Regions from separate parts of the Homo sapiens genome. Here region 2 is linked to region 1. The links are chromatin loops, found by intact Hi-C in ENCODE. Cell type or tissue: CD4-positive, alpha-beta T cell. All regions are shown on one strand.

What was found. A loop is a pair of places that touch in the nucleus more often than their neighbours do. Peaks named below come from ENCODE experiments on the same cell type or tissue, not always from the same donor. Only the 100,000 strongest peaks of a DNase experiment are listed, where the experiment ranks them.
Region 2: a loop joins it to region 1, with 4 times the contacts of the local background. A loop is called at or near these places in 3 of 110 quality-filtered maps.

Annotation. Positions count from the first base shown.
Region 1 is chr7:108,132,337-108,140,336 of GRCh38, reverse strand. No RefSeq gene overlaps it. Among named protein-coding and RNA genes, the nearest start is that of LAMB4, 6.0 kb to the right of the region's middle. In CD4-positive, alpha-beta T cell, no CTCF peak of the experiment used is centred here; a DNase peak (open chromatin) is centred at 4,506.
Region 2 is chr7:106,801,835-106,809,834 of GRCh38, reverse strand. The region is part of intron 1 of LINC02577 (long intergenic non-protein coding RNA 2577); the gene reads right to left. Among named protein-coding and RNA genes, the nearest start is that of LINC02577, 31 kb to the right of the region's middle. In CD4-positive, alpha-beta T cell, no CTCF peak of the experiment used is centred here; no DNase peak of the experiment used is centred here.

The DNA of each region.
Region 1 (8,000 bases):
AACAAATCCCTAAGACTTGTGTATTCTCTTCTTCTTTTGAGGATACTTGCTGAGTGCCTCATATGTACCAGACACTGTATAGGCTCACAGTTGATAATCAATAAATATTGCTGGAGTGAATTAAGGAGAGAATGCAACCATTCCCAGATTCTTTTTATATAAGTCTCACTGGGGTATGCATGCAACCATTTTTCCACAAATTCAGCATTTTTAAAGCAATTCCTTTGACAAAAACTTCCCCAGACCACCAAGGCAAATGAGATGTCTTTCCCTTAGTGCCTGCTTTTGTCGCCCCTGTTTGTGGTTTCCCCTTCAGACCTGTTCTTTTCTATTTTCTCTGGGGGAAAAAAATGTTCTCAGTCCCTTAAAAAGAAAACACACCGTTTTATACAATGCCATCGGATACTATGAATAAAAATATAGGCATGCAGCAGCTTTGCATAGAAACACTGTGACCAAATGCTTTTTCAGAGTAAAGCATTGCTGCATTGAGTGGAGATACAGAGATATCAGAATAAGCAATGAAAAATGTAGCAGCAACTGGCATCTTGATGCACTCAATGAACAACTGACTTAGGATAAGAAACAGGGAGGGCATGATATGTGGAGAGACCACATCATCTTTGGAGGGGAGGAGACTCTAAAGAGGGCGATTCTGGTAACTGAGGTAGCATGAGAAGCCCATTTCATCTGCAGTGAACTACAGGAACTCTCACTGGGCAGATGCACTGGGGACCTGTGAGAAGACTCCACTCATCTCCACTGCTGTGGGGAAAGGCCATAGCACTGGCTGATGCCACCACAGTCCAAAAAGGCAGAAGTAGGGAAAGAAGCATTCTTCTCAATCTTAATGCAATTAAAATGCCCAAGATAAAATCTGAAATGAAAGAAAATTTCAAGTGTAAACATGACCTTGAAATCTGTATGGACTGGATATTTGTGTCACCCTCCACCCCAAATTCATATGTTGAAGCCCCAACTCCCAGTGTCACTGTGTTTACAGACGGGGTCTTTCTGGAGGTAACTAAGGCTAAATGAAATTATAACAGTGAGGTCCTGATCTGATAGGAGTAGTGTCTTTATAGTAAGAGACAACACAGAGCTTGTTCTCTCTTTCTTTCTCTCTCTCTCTCTCTGCCATGTGAGGACAGAGAGAAGGTGGTCATCTGCAAACCAGAAAGGGAATCCTTGCCAGGAATTGAGTTGGCTGGCAGCTTGCTCTGGAATATGTAGCCTCCAGAACTGTAAGAAAATAAACTTCTGTTGTTTCAGCCACCCAGTCTGTGGTATTGTTATGACAGTCCAAGCAGCCTAAGACATAATCCTTTGCAAATTATTTTACATTCTTTCACATCCTGTCCCCCAAATACAAACAATCCTTGTGTTTTCCTACTTTATATGTGTTTCCAGCATTTAATGCTCTTCATTTAGCAAGGAATTTCTGGATTAAAATGAGGAGGAAGAAGAAGATAACCCAACTTCACTGCCCATTAAATTCCAAGTATTATACAAGGCAATGTGTACATCATTCCCATCTAATGTTCTCACCAATCCTGTGAGGTGGCGTTGCTTTTATTTCCAAAGATTACACAGCTGTAGAAGAGACCTAGTCTATGAACTCAAGTGTGTCTGACTCCAGAATACAAGCTCTTTCTTTAAATTATTTCTCCTTAAATCTAAACTAAGTGAAAGTCGGATATCCAAAATGAGAAGAGAGTAGGCCTATAAGTCTGTCCAGTTGTAAAAGACTAATATTTAAAAATGAAAAACAAGCCTATTGTTTTTAAAGGCCAGGAGCCCCCTAGTCCAAAAGCTATGAAAAGGAAAGACATGGCTGTTCCTGGCTATGCAGGTTTGGAGCTGACTACCTAGGCTTGGACCCACTTTTGTAGAAGAGCAGAGACCCATATCTTTCTCTTTGGATTTTTGCATATAGAGCATGGCACGAGGGCAGCCAGCTTTCAAGAATCATCTAAGCTCTGATGGTCGTGAAGCTGCCAGATGCTTCAGAAGGCAGAGCCAAGACTTCCTTGACTTTCTCTCTTCTTATAGGTTGTTTCATAAAGTCCCCTAAACCTTGTTGGGACTGGTTAGAGGTTGTCAGGGTTGTGTCATGATAATTATTTTCCATAGAGATGGGAAGGACACAGTAAGAATATGAAAGTCATGCCTAACCGCTTAACCAGTTGTATTCAGGAGAGCTTGCTCATGGGTAGACAATGACTAGGGATCTTGGCTCTCTACTCTGTTTAGCCAAGCTCAGTCTTACTTCCATAGCACGTGGACAAAGGAGGAAGAGAGGGCAAATCTAGAGGTCTAGATTTACCCCTCTGCATCTAGTTACTCCAAAAAAAAGCAAATCCTTCCATCAAGCAATTTTTTACATCTTTGGGCCCATAGCTAATGTCACAGATTTCAAGAGAGATGGAAGAATGAAAACAATGATCTCTGCACTTCAGGCACCTTCCCTTCAGGGCATGTGGCGGACCAGGTGACTTCATACCCAACAATTAGAGATCTAGGACCAAGCCCTGTGGTGGTCTATAGACTATAATTACAAAGACAGATGCCACTGTGGGCTGAAATAGAGGAATCCTAGAAGAGGACCCTGGAAAATGAATGAAATTTGGAAAGGAAATAGATGGAAAGAGGGTAGAGCAGAAAGAATAATGCCCCCCACCAAGATGTGCATAGCCTAATTAATCCCTGGAACCTGTGAATATATGACATGGCAATAGTGACTTCAAAAATGTGATTAAGAATATAGAGACGGATATCCTGGATGATCCTAGTGGGCACAATAAAGTCACAGTGGTCCCTGTAAAAGGAAGGCAGGAGAATCCACCTTAGTAACAAGAGACATGACAATGGAAGCAAGAGGTTTGTGTGACACAAAGAAGGAGCCACAGAAGCTTCTGGAAGCTGAAAAAGGCAAGAGAATGGATTCTCCCCTCAGAGCCTCCAGAAGGAACCAGACCTGCCAACCCTTGGCTTTAGCTTAGTGAGACTGATTCCAAACTTCTGACTTCTTAACTGTAAGATAATAAATTTGTGTTGTTTTCAGTCACCAAGTTTGCGGTAGTTTTGTTACAGCAGCAAGAGGGAACTAATACAAGGGGAAACATTTAGTTTGGAAAAGCAAAAGTTCAACAAACTCAAATGGCAATGGCTTCTAAGTGATAACAGACCCACAATCCCAGTACTGGGGTTAGGAAGAAGAAAGATGGGTGCAAGGACTTCTGTAACAAAGTACCATGAACCGAGTAGTTTAAACAATAGAACTTTCCCAGGCACGGTGGCTCACGCCTGTAATCCCAGCACTTTGGGAGGCTGAGGCAGGTGGATCACCTGAGGTCAGGAGTTCAAGACCAGCCCGGCCAATGTGGCAAAACCGTCTCTACTAAAAATACAAAAAAATTAGCCGGGCCTGGTGGCGCACGCTGGTAGTCCCAGCTACTCGAGAGGCTGAGGCAGGAGAATTTCTTGAACTCAGGTGGCGGAGGTTACAGTGAGTCGAGATCATGGCACTGCACTCCAGCCTGGGCAACAGAGCAAGACTGTCTCAATAAAAAAAAAAAAAAAAAATAGAATTTTATCTTCTCACAGTTTTGGAGGCTAGAAGTCCAAGATCAAGGTGCCAGCAGGGCCATGCTTCCTCTGAAGGTGCTGGAAAAAGAGCTGTTCCAGGCCTCTCTCCTAGCTTCTGGTTCCTGGGCTTGTGGCAGCAGAACTCTAGTCTTCACGTGGTGTTTTTCTTATATACACGTCTCTGTATTTCCAAATTTCCCTTTTTGTATGTGAAAGGGGATACGAGTCATATTGGATTAGGGGCCCACCCCACTCCAGTATGACCTCATCTTAACTTTAATTACATCTACAATGACCCCCTTCTTAGATAAGTTCACACTCTGAGGTACTAGGAATTAGGACTTCCACATATGAATTTAGAGGGAGGGGTACAGTACACAATTCAACCCATAACATGTGGGAAATGGAAATATGATCTTATCAATGCCAATACCTCCTGTAGCTTCTATAATATGCCAGATGTGGGAGGGTTGCAAAGGAAACAGAAGGTCACTGCCTTTGAGGAACTGACATTTGTGCTTAGGCCTATGGTAGGCGGAGGAGATATAAGACTCCACATGATTTCAAGTCTGGGACCTGAATTCCTAGATCATCCAAGTGATGACAAATCCTGTAGCAGGACAAGGCAGAGAAGCACACCTGAAGACTGAGGAAGAGAATCAACAGATTCAGAAAAGAACTGATGCCAATTTGGGGAGCAGTTGTAATCGTACAATGCTTAGTTCTGAAAGAGTGCTTAGAGTTTTCTGAAAATCTTGTTCCTAACCATATTTTCATTCTCTAAGCTATTTTAATCACCTAAATCCCATATTGATTACTGAATGTGACGTGACCCCTTGGCTTTCCTCACCAATGATACCTTCCGGAAGTGAAAATTTGGAGCAGCACAAAGAGCTGCCTGAGAAAGCAGAACTGGCCTCCGGAGACGTGCTTGGGTAAGACACACTGAGTGATACAGGAAGCCACAAGACCAAGGTGAAAGTTTCTTGACATGACAAGAAGGGCAAAGCAGAAAAACCAAAGAATTAATGGAGATGGAAAGACAAGCAGAAGGGACTCTGAAACCCACAGATAAGTAGGCAGGTGAAAAACAATGAGAAAGCTACTCCCAGAAGCTGTTCCGATCTCTGCCCAGGTTGGACACTGGTTAGAACTGGGCAGTCTCCTTAAGATGTTTTAAACATGTGCTCTCATCCAGGCACATTCCACCTTCTCAGAGCACAGCCACTCTTGCCAAGCCCCAGCAAGCTTGTCTTCACTGCCTCTACCCGAACACTTCCTTGCTGTATCATTTCATTTCTGGGGATTAAGATAAAAACTGATTTCTGTCATCTTATCTTAAAAATAAGGTTGATAGCTAGCCAGTTGTTAAATACTTGTTCGGAATACCATGCTATGCAAATGCCCTTGTTACCCAGTACAGGATAAGAAGCATTTATTCAACAAATTTTGAGTGCAAATTACGTGCCAGTCACTATCTTAGGCATTGGGGATGGAAGGGTAAATAAGACAAAACCCATGTCCTTGAAGGCTTTACAGACTAGATGTGGAGGTATAAGGAGAGAGTCAGCCACACAGCAGGGATGGCAACTGCTAAAGTAGACACACACACGGGGGATTACATGCATCAGGAAATGGAAACACAGCCCAGAATGGAGGAGTAGAGAAAATGACCTGGAGGTGATACTGAGACTCTAGCAGCATGAAGTAGATCATTGCTTAACAAATTTTTCTGTAAAGTGTCAGCTAGTAGGAGTTTTTGGCTTTGCAGGTGGTATGGTCTCTCACAACTACTCAACTCTGCCATTGTAGCATAAACAAGGCAGCTGTAGACAATATGTAGATAATCAATTGGACAGTTCTAATTAAACTATTTGTGAGTGCAAAAATTTGTATTTCATATCATTGCTATATGTCACAAAATACTATTTTTTAAAATTTTTCTTAATATCTAAAAATGTAAAAGCCGTTCTTAGTTTGCAGGCCCCATAAAAGCAGGCAGTGGCCAGCATGGACCTGTGGGTTGTAGAGTGCTGATCCTTGATCTAGATAAAGTAGGCAAAACATTCCATGCAGGAGAAACCACATACACCACACAGGCACACTTAGGAATGCCAAGCAGATGTTAAGGGTTAATATTTTTAAAGGCAAAATCATGACTCTTATACAAATATAAAGCAAATATATACCAAAGATTCTATTCAATTTGTTCATTAATGAGAGAAACAAGAGAATGTTATGACCAGTTCAAAGGAGAAGTTTTTAAAAAACACACATGTATAGGCCATCAGAAATGCTGAAATCAATTGGCTGGTATCTGTATCTATCAATATCTATATGGCAATAATGAACTGCATCTCTACAGGACACGACTGGCATTTCCATGGACAAGAGTCGTTTGTACTACTATCAGTATTCTAAGAGTACAGAGTTGTAAAGTAGCTCAAACACAGAAATAAACAGGAAAGATATACTACATAAGATACCAAGTAATATTTTTGTTCATTTCAAAGATTTTCACAATTTTTCCTGGCACAGTTCAGCGTGATGGAAGGGAAGGTCCCTGGGAGGATTGGTTCTGCCATTTGATACCTGAGACTGGCCCCCAACAACCTGATCTTTACTACTCTACTTCCCCTGCTTTCTTGCTATTTCAGTTCATCTCGGGGGAATTAAAAGAAATGTTGATATCTGTGTGATGATAGGCAAGTTACTTAACTTCTTTGTGCCTCAGTTTCCTCATTTATAAAATGAGAATAATTTAGTGTCTACCTCACAGGTTGATGAGGGGATTAAATTATTTAGTACAACTTATTCTCTTACAAAACATTCCCATTCCCCCAGATTCACTGAAATCTTCAAGAGTGCTAGTGTGACTATGCCACAAAGCTACCACGCCAAACAACAAAAGAAACATGGCGTCCACTGTGGGCTGTTACAGTGAGGTGGCCGTGGACTAATGTGTGGCTTTAGCTGAGTCATTTAACTCTCTAGATTTTCATTTTTTCTCAAGGACAAAGAGAACTATAATTATCTCTAAAGTCCTAGCTGGGTCTCACACTGTAAGACTGGTTAATTTTTGCTTAGAAATGACACAGCTTTTGGCCGGGCGCGCTGGCTCACGCCTGTAATCCCAGCACTTCGGGAGGCCGAGGCAGGCAGATCACGAGGTCAGGAGATCAAGACCATCCTGGCTAACACGGTGAAACCCCGTTTCTACTAAAAAAATACAAAAAAATTAGCCGGGCATGGTAGCGTGTGCCTGTAGTTCCAGCTACTCGGGAGGCTGGGGCAGGAGAATGGCGTGAACCTGGGAGGCGGAGCTTGCAGTGAGCCGGGATCGCGCCACTGCACTCCAGCCTGGGCGACAGAGTGGGACTCCATCTCAAAGAAAAAGAAAGAAAGAAAGAAATGACACAGCTTTTACACATTTATCAACAACTGTAAAATTTGGTACATTTTAACACTTACCTATAAATGTTGCAATGTATTTTTAGATTGTTGCAGGGATTATAAGAACAATCAATGGACCTGAGTCTCCTCTCCTCCTCTCTCCTAAATGCCCTGCGAGCTCCATCTACCTCAGTCTCTGTAATTAGAGCACGCCAAGGCAGATTCTGAGGTGGAAGATGCCAGGATAACCTCAGGCCCAGGCCACTGCAGGCTGGATGGGTCTTCCTGTTAGGGGAAGAACTGGGAGAGTTGGTTATAAGAGAAGCCAAATGGTAAGTCCATTGGGGTTCTCTCCAGGTGCCAATGAGCCCTCTGTCTGGGGTCACTCTGAGACAATACAAAGGGGGTTGACAAGGGTTCTGTCAGGGAGGGTTTTGCCACTTCCTCGCTGCCTGAGGGCGTTGTAGGCAGTCCGCTCCCTTCTGTCCTTTCAGAGCTTTGGCAGAGTACGTCAGCTGCCTCAAGCCCTGGGATCTTAGCTTCATTCAGGTTCACTGAATCTAATTAAAGGCTGATTAGCTGTTTCAAGGTTTTCTGTGACTGAGTAATCCTCCACACTTCCTGTCAGGACTTGCAAGCCTCGCTGTGCCCAGTGAAGACTCCTTAGCCCTCATGGAATCCCGACTGTGGGCAAGTCTTTTTAGGAACAACCTCCTCAGCCCTGCAGTTAGGTGGGCCACCGCGCGGGAATGACGGGCAAGGCCACAGCGAGAGAAGGCTCACCAAGCAGTTCTGGTTGAGATGAGGCTGCGCCAGGAATTTCTTCCCAGGCTGACTTCTGAGGAAATACCTCGTCTTAAGGAAGAGATGAAATATTCACCTCTCTCACATTTAACTTTAGTTCAACCGAAGGCATTAACATGTATACTTGCAACAAATGAATTCTGATAGGTCAATTTTACCTAATGGAATCTGTTGGTTTTTAAGGTTCTGTGACTGAAGAAATAGAGACTAAAGAA
Region 2 (8,000 bases), 1.3 Mb after region 1:
ACCTCAGGTGATCCACCTGCCTTGGCCTCCCAAAGTGCTGGGATTATAGGCATGAGCCACCGCGCCTGGCCCTAAATTTTTTATGTTACTCAGAAGCAGAACATTATTGCAAGACTCAGATTTCAATGTTTTATTTCTGTGAAAGCCTTCTGGCAGCTCATGGCCAGGAATCTGACAAAGCTGGTACCATGGTCAGAATGTGTCCCCCTGCTCCCCTGGAATTCATGTGTTGAAATCCTAAGCCCCAAGGTGATGGCATCAGGAGATGGGGCCTTTGGGAAGCATAAGTGCCCTCATCAAAGAAATCTCAGAGAGCTGAGACTTCTACCACATGAGGACATAGGGAGAAGTTGCCATCTGTGAACCAGGAAGCAGGCCCTAACCAGACACTGAATCTGCTGGTGCCCTGATCTTGGACTTCCAGACTCCGGAACTGTGAGAAGTAAATTTCTGTTGTTTGTAAGCCACCTAGTACATGATATTTTATTGTAGTGGCCCAAGTGGAATAAGACAGCTAGGCCTCAGAACAATGAAGGCAATTATATTGCCAAAGGCCTAGGAGTAGCACGGTTGTTGGTTCATTCATGACTCGGCTCTATTTGCCACTGGTTTCCTCATCTACCTGCGCCCCTACCGCGTGCTTCGTGCCATCACAGTTATCAGCCTGAGTTCATGCCTCCTCCATGTTGCTAGGCCATGAACCCTCCCCTGGCCACTTGTCTCTCTCCTTATCCTTTAAGTGTGAGGGGCGATTCACATAAGGAGGGAAGGAAAGAATACCTGGGATATAACATCACCCTGCACTTAAACATCATCAGTGTGGAAAATACCCAGCTAGACCACTGCCTTGCTTTACCCGAGATGAGAGCTGAGCAGACTGTAAACCAAAAATACAATTCCAAGGCCTCCTGCAACCATCTGAATGGACTGCCTTCCAGCCAGGGCACTCTAACATTTAACCTGAAAGACTGGTTCAGGCCATGACAGGAAGTGGGGGTCGAACATGCTTCATTATACCCCTCCAGCATTATCATCAACACAGACCTTGAGTCTGATAAGACACACGTGCAGTCTATTCTCTCTAAAGCCTGCTACTTGGCTTTAGGAGGCTTCATTTGCATGATAAAACCTAGGTCTCCACAATCCCTTATTATAACCCAGACCTTCCTTTCTACTAATGATAACTCCTTCAACCAACTGTCACTCAGAATACCTGTGACCTGGAAGGCCCCCACCCTTTCCAGCTGGAACCAATGTAAACCTTACATGTATTGACTAATGTATTATTATGTCTCCCTAAAATGTATAGAAGCAAGCTATATCCCAACTACCTTGGGCATATGTTGTCAGGACCTCCTGAGGCTGTGTCATACGCATGTCCTTAACCTTAGCAAAATAAACTTTCTAAATTGATTGAGACTTGTCTAAGATGCTCTTGGGTTTACAAGACTAACAACAAACCCTCAACACTCACTTGTCTCAAAGCTTTTCTTTTTCACAAAGGAGATACCATCAAGAATGTGAAAGAAAAGGCTGGGCATGGTGGCTTGTGCCTGTCATCCCAGCACCTTGGGAGGCCAAGGCGAGTAGATCACTTGAGGTCAGGAGTTCAAGACCAGCTGGCCAACATGGTGAAACCCCATCTCTACTAAAAAAAAAAAAAATACAAAAACTAGCCGGGTGTGATGGCATGTGCCTGTAATCCCAGATACTTGAGGGGCTGAGGCAGGAGAATGGCTTGAACCTAGGGGATGGAGGTTGTGGTGAGCCAAGATCGACCCACTGCACTCGAGCCTGAGTGATAGAGCAAGACTCAGTCTCAAAAAAAAAGAAAAAAGAGAAAAAAAAGAATGTGAAAGAAAGGACAAGAAAGAAACAGCATCTGTGCATGAATGTGACTTCCTGACTCTATGGAAGGAAAAATTTCAACAACTTGAGTAAATATTTTCTTCCTCATTATGGGTTTCAACTGTCTGTGAAAATTAACGTTAGCCCCTGAAGAACGTGTGGAAGGACTTGGTGTAATGGGTCCCTCTTTAGATCAACAGGTGTTAACTAAATTGGAGAGTGCTCTCAGCTTTCAGGTGAGTTCTCAGCAGGAGGTTGGCTGGAGGGCTAGATGCTTGCCCTGGACAGCCCCTCCTCTCCCAATCTCTGATTGTTCAGAAGTGCACGGCGGCATCAACAGATGTGGTTGATGGTCTTACTGAAGCCCCTGATGAAAGGCCCAGGTAAGGGGACATGATCTAATGGGGGAGGGTAGATGCATTCTAGGTAGAGGATGGATCCTCCTGGGTGAGAGGCACAAATTTCCAGAAGGTGGTGGAGGTTTTCCTCCTGAAAACTAGAAGCAAGGGTCTCTTTGAGGGTGAGCTGTGGGTGTGAGGAGATTGGAGTCAGGTTACAACAGGTTGCTTCTGAGTCCAAGCAGGAACCCTGTTGTGAAGAGTTAACATCTCCAGTGCTTGTTGTCTTAGGATTCTGAAGAAAGCCAAATCTAGCACTTAGCTTAACTTTTCCTTGTTTTCTTTTAAAATTACCTTGACCCTTCGGTAAGGAAGTTGTCCCAAACAGGCTGGTGTAGGTGGATTGCGGAAGCTGGATTGTAGAGTCAAGGTAGCAAAAGGGAAGGTCAGTGATTGTGTCTGCAGAGAAGCATCAGTAACTTGTGGGCGTCTCACTTCCTGGGATTTGAGTTGAGGAGCAGTGGGGCTGTGAGTGGGACTCTTGGAAGACAGAAGAGCACCATGAGGTCCTGAGACAGAGCTCTTTGTCTGGGGAACTTCTCAAATCCTCACACTTCTGTCAAAACATTGTGTGGGGAGAGGGTGGGAGTGCAGAAAGTAGGATGGGATAAATTCAAGGAGAAAGTATAATTGATTGATAACAAGATCACTTGAACTTTAATTTATGATTAAAACCTTAAGCCTTAAGACTGTCATTCTGGTGTCATTCGGACATTAGCCAAGACTTTAGGTAAGAAAGGATGTATTCAGGAGGGAGGAACTTGATTGTGCTTCAGGAATCGTATCTCCTGGGACATTAATCACTTCACCCATGAGGCAGTCCTTTGATGGCAATAGCAGGTTTTACTACCTGAAACCAAGGAAGGCTAAGTGGGTAATTGGCCTCCATGGTTAGTAGCAGAAAAACGTGGCTGTATTTCATGTATAAATCATGTATTTCTGCCTGTCCTCCCAAAGGAGTTCCTTTTCCTTAGAGTAAGAATGCTCCAAAGAGCACGTGAATACATTTAACAGAATGAGATGCAATCAGAGGTGATTAAAAGCATCAGTGATGCTGATTACAAGTCAGGTCAACAAGGAAGTATATTTCCTTTAAATACATAAGTGTTGCTACTGTGATAGCCTTGACATCTATTTCTACCTGTTAGTGGATTTGACCCACAGTCACGCACAATAAAGCCCTATTTTTAAAACTACAGTCGCTGTAGTCAGTCATTACAAACACTCCTTTACCTACTGCTTTTGATTCACAGTAACTGTCTAGCAAAACCCTGGATAAATTCAACTCTGCCTGACACCTGTGCAGTTGATTGTGGCAGGTGAGTTAACACACCACCACCCTGATGTCAATTGAATTAATGGCCATAAACCTCAAGTGGGCCTTTAATGCCACACTTCTCTATTCACTCTTCCACTTTCCTGGGTGACTTTACTCCTCCTCCTCCTTTACCCTTCCCTCCTCTTTCTCCTTCCATTTGAATTGAGGTGTAATTTATTCTCAGTGAAATGCACAGATTGTAAGTGTGTAGTTTGGTGACTTGACAAATGCATTCATCATGTAACCCATACCCCAGCAAGATATAGGACACGACCATCACCCCGGAAAGTTCCTTTAAATCACTTCCCAGCCAATTCCTGCACCACCACCCCCAGAGGCCATCACTGATTTTTATCCTTGGTGACCATTTCACTCACACCTTTTCCTTGCCTCAAATCTCCAACTCCTCTTCCCCATCCTCACTGTCAGCTGATGATCTTGTTTCCCACTTTACTAAACAAAGGAAAGCAATAAGAAGAGAGCCTCCACATGGTCCCCACCTGCTCCCAACTTCTACAAATGACTTGGCATTTGCATCCTTCCTGTCTGTACCTGGGTGGTCTATCTAACTGTGCTCCTGTCTAAAACTACATCCTCCCATCAACTTCTGTTCGTTAAGGGTAGCACACCAGCAAGTCTTTCCTCTTTTTCTTGTATAAATTTTCACACATTCCTGGGCCTATTCTAATTAACATTTATTTCTATGCTATTTGCATCCAATCTTAAAAAAGAATAAAACATTCTTTGACCCCACTTCCTCTGCTAGCCCCATTTCTATGCCTCTTTTTGTAGCAAAACTCAAAATGTGGCTTATACTTTCTGACTTTAATTCTTCCCTATTCTCTGTTAAACTCGTATTATCTAGGCTTTCACTCCTGCCACCCCATGGAAACTACTCTTCTCGAGGTCACCAAATGACTTCTAAATTGCTAAATCCAATGGTAAAGTTCTCAGTCTCCAGCAGATATGACATAATTGGTTCCCTTGCTGCTCCTTTGATGAGACTTCTTCACTTGGTCTTCGTAACACTGTCTTGGGTTTCTTCACTGCTGAATCCTTCTCAGTCTCAGTTTCCCCCGGTGAATTCCTTGTCTTTTTCCTTAACTCCTCCTGTTGGCTTGGCTCAGCTCAGCCTTTGGTCTTCTACTTTCTCTGTCTACACTTACTCTCAGTGATCGCACCTGGCTTAGGGCTTTAAATGCCAACCATGTGATGATGTTTTCCAAATTTATGCCTCCAGTCTAGGTATCTGACCTGAAATCCACACTATATTATCCAGCTTCCCACTTGACGTCTCCACTTGAATGTCTGATAGGCAGTTTGACCTGAACATGTCGAAAAGTGAGCTCCTGATCTACCACTATAAACTTTTTCACTGACAGCTTTACCATTTGGGTTGATGGTTGCTCCATTTTTGTGGTTGCTCAGGCCAAGATTTTCAAGTCTTTCTTGATGCTTTTTTTCACTTATACCTCACATTCAATCTATCAGGAAATTCTGTTGGCTCTGAATGGCTGATAATAGATAGTATTACTTTTCCCCAAATAATCTAATTTTTCCTCCTGCTGTGCCTCTCCCTGCAGGAGTATTAAATATCCCCACTCTGTTGAAAATAGGAGTGGCCATACAACTTGCTGTAGCTGAAGAAATGTGAGCAGAATTGATAGACATCATTTCTGGTGGGTGCTTTAAGAGCTAGCATGTAGTTTCCATGTCTCCTTTCTCCCTCTGTCACAATAGCTTAAGATGTTCCAGATGGAGGCTGCTCTACCAGCCTGGACCCAGAGCCATATCAACAAGGAGCAGAGTCATAGTCAGCCCTCCCTGGACATGAAGTGTTGTAAGCTGTTGAGATTTGGGAGCCTCTTGCTACTGCAGCTTAACTACCTGTGGTGACTGAAACACACTCTTTTCAAAATGTAGCCATAATCTGATCACTTCTACTACTGCCCTGGTTGAAGACATCATCATCTTACTGGGCTCCTTGGTTCTTTCTTCATCCCCTGCTATCCATTCTCAATGCAGCAGCCTGAGTGATCCTGTTAACATTGGGTCTCATTTCTCTGTCCAAAAGTCTGTAATGGTTCCCATTTCATTTAGAGCCAGAGCCAGTCCTTACAAGATCGAGGAGTCCCACCATGATCTCATTATGTCTCTCCCCTTATGTCTCACCACTCTCCTTCTTGCAATCCCACTGGCCTCGGCCTCCTTCCTTCACTCAGCAGGTGTGTTCTCACCTTTGGGCTTTCCTCTGAGCTTTTCTCTTTGCCTAGAATGCTCTGCTCCAGATACCTCACATGTAAGTTCCTTGCCTCCTTCAAGTTTTTGCTCAAATACCACCCTTTCAGTGAGCCCTACCCTGACACTCTATTTATAATTGCACGCTTCCCCTTCTCCACCTTAGCACTCTTAATCTCCATTACCTGCTCTACCTTTATTCTCAATAGCCCTTAATCACCTTTCAGCATACTGTATCGTTTACTTTTTACATCATGTTTAGTGTTATTTATTGCCTACCTCCCCCATTTGAACGTAAGTCCCACAAGAGCGGAGATCTTTGCCGTTTTGTTCACTGATTGTACTATTTAGCTATTTCAGTGACAGGATTTAATACCCAGGTGAATTTCAGAACATATTTATTGTAGGAGTATTGAAGCTAGAAAGTGGTGGTGCTAGAAGGAAGAGATGGTTAAGCAAATCAGCAGATGGGATCAGGGCCCAACCTCACACAACTCAGGGTGCCAGGAGACAGAGGCTCTGGATGGATGATGAGCTGTAGCAGTGGTAATATCTGTGGCTCCTCTCATTGGCAGTAAGACAAAAAAGGCTTGCTCCACCCTCATAGCCTTTGGGTTTCTTGTTCTTTAGATATCCCATAGTTAGTTATATAGGGTGCTAGTTTTAGAGCCATGCTCATATGTCACATAGCATTTTTCTTGACTATCAATATGCAACTCATCACTACCTTTCTTGTCCATTCATAACCATGGATCCAGTAGAAGCTGGGTTCTCCCATGGTGGGTAAACAACACAGTTCACTGATCTTTTGGACCAAGAACCCAGAATAGTACCTGGCACATAGTAGTTGCTCAACAAATTTGTTGCCTAAATGAATTTGAGAGAACAACCAACTCCAGGAGTAAAAGAAGTATTTTCTCAAAGTAAATCCTCACTTTTCAGTCTGGCTGCATATACACTTTGACAGATAAAGCTCTGGACCGTGGTAATTATGAGTGAAACAAATGTCTGATTGAGGCTTAGCTGTGGGTTTATTTTCCAAGAAAACACTCCAGAATATTTGAGACCTTGATCAAAGGCGTAAGTGCAGTGATACTTAAGGTCTTTACATGACTAAAATGTTATAATTGTTCACACAACGCTAGTTAATTTGCAGTTAGTGGTTGAGAAGATGGGCTCTGGAGCCTGATTAGGTTCAAATCCCAACTCCACCACTTATTATAATAGCTGTGTGACCTGGGGCCAGTTACTTAACCTCTCTGTGATTCATTTTCCTCATTTGTAAAATGGCAGCAATAGCAATACCTACCTCATAGGGCTGTTGTGAGGCTAAAAAAGTCAATGAATGTAACTGTTTATAACAGTGCCCAGCATAGAGGAAGTAATATATGTCTGCTTTATTATCATTATTATGTTTATTATCCCTACATTTTCTTAATTATCTACTTGTTGTACTAAGTGGATTCTGAAAGCCAGGAAAAAGACATTGAGTTCCTTAGAATGCTGTTGCCCAAATGTCTGTTCCCTATGACTGTGCTTGGTCAAAGTTATACTATTAGTTTCATATTTGTTTAATTTTTGATAGGTTGGGGTAAGTAGCAGAACAAGTTTTGTTCTTAAAAAACAGCCTTTGGATTTTCTGTTTCCCTCAAATCCCCTTCTCAATCTGTAGTAATAGCCCAGGCTTTTCAGAAAAGAGAGATCCACTGGAAAGAAAAAGTCGTTGACACAGCCCACAGAAAGAGGGACACCTTCAGGATATGTGAAAATGTGCTTTAAAGAGGAAATGAAGACTACAGGTAAGTTTTCTTTTTAATGTTTTTTCCCCTAAAATATGCCTAATAAACATGTATATTTTAAAAATTAGAATAAAATACAATATAAGATAGAGAATTAAAAATCATGCAAAAATTCCTAGTTAAACAGCTGTGCTACAGAGGGTCATAGACAGCAGATAGAATGGGGTGGGGAGGACGACAGCAGCAAGTATAGATTTTGGAACATGATGGTGCATAGCCAGAAGATGTGTGCAGTAGGAGTGAGAGGTGGGCTTTCCTACATACTTCAAATCATCTAGAAGAGGGAAAGAAAAATCAGAAGGTCAGAAAGTCTCTCAGCTGACCAATAAACAACACTTGAACACCTACTGTATGCAAATTACTGTGCTAGATACAGTGAGGAGTATAGCCATGAGTAGC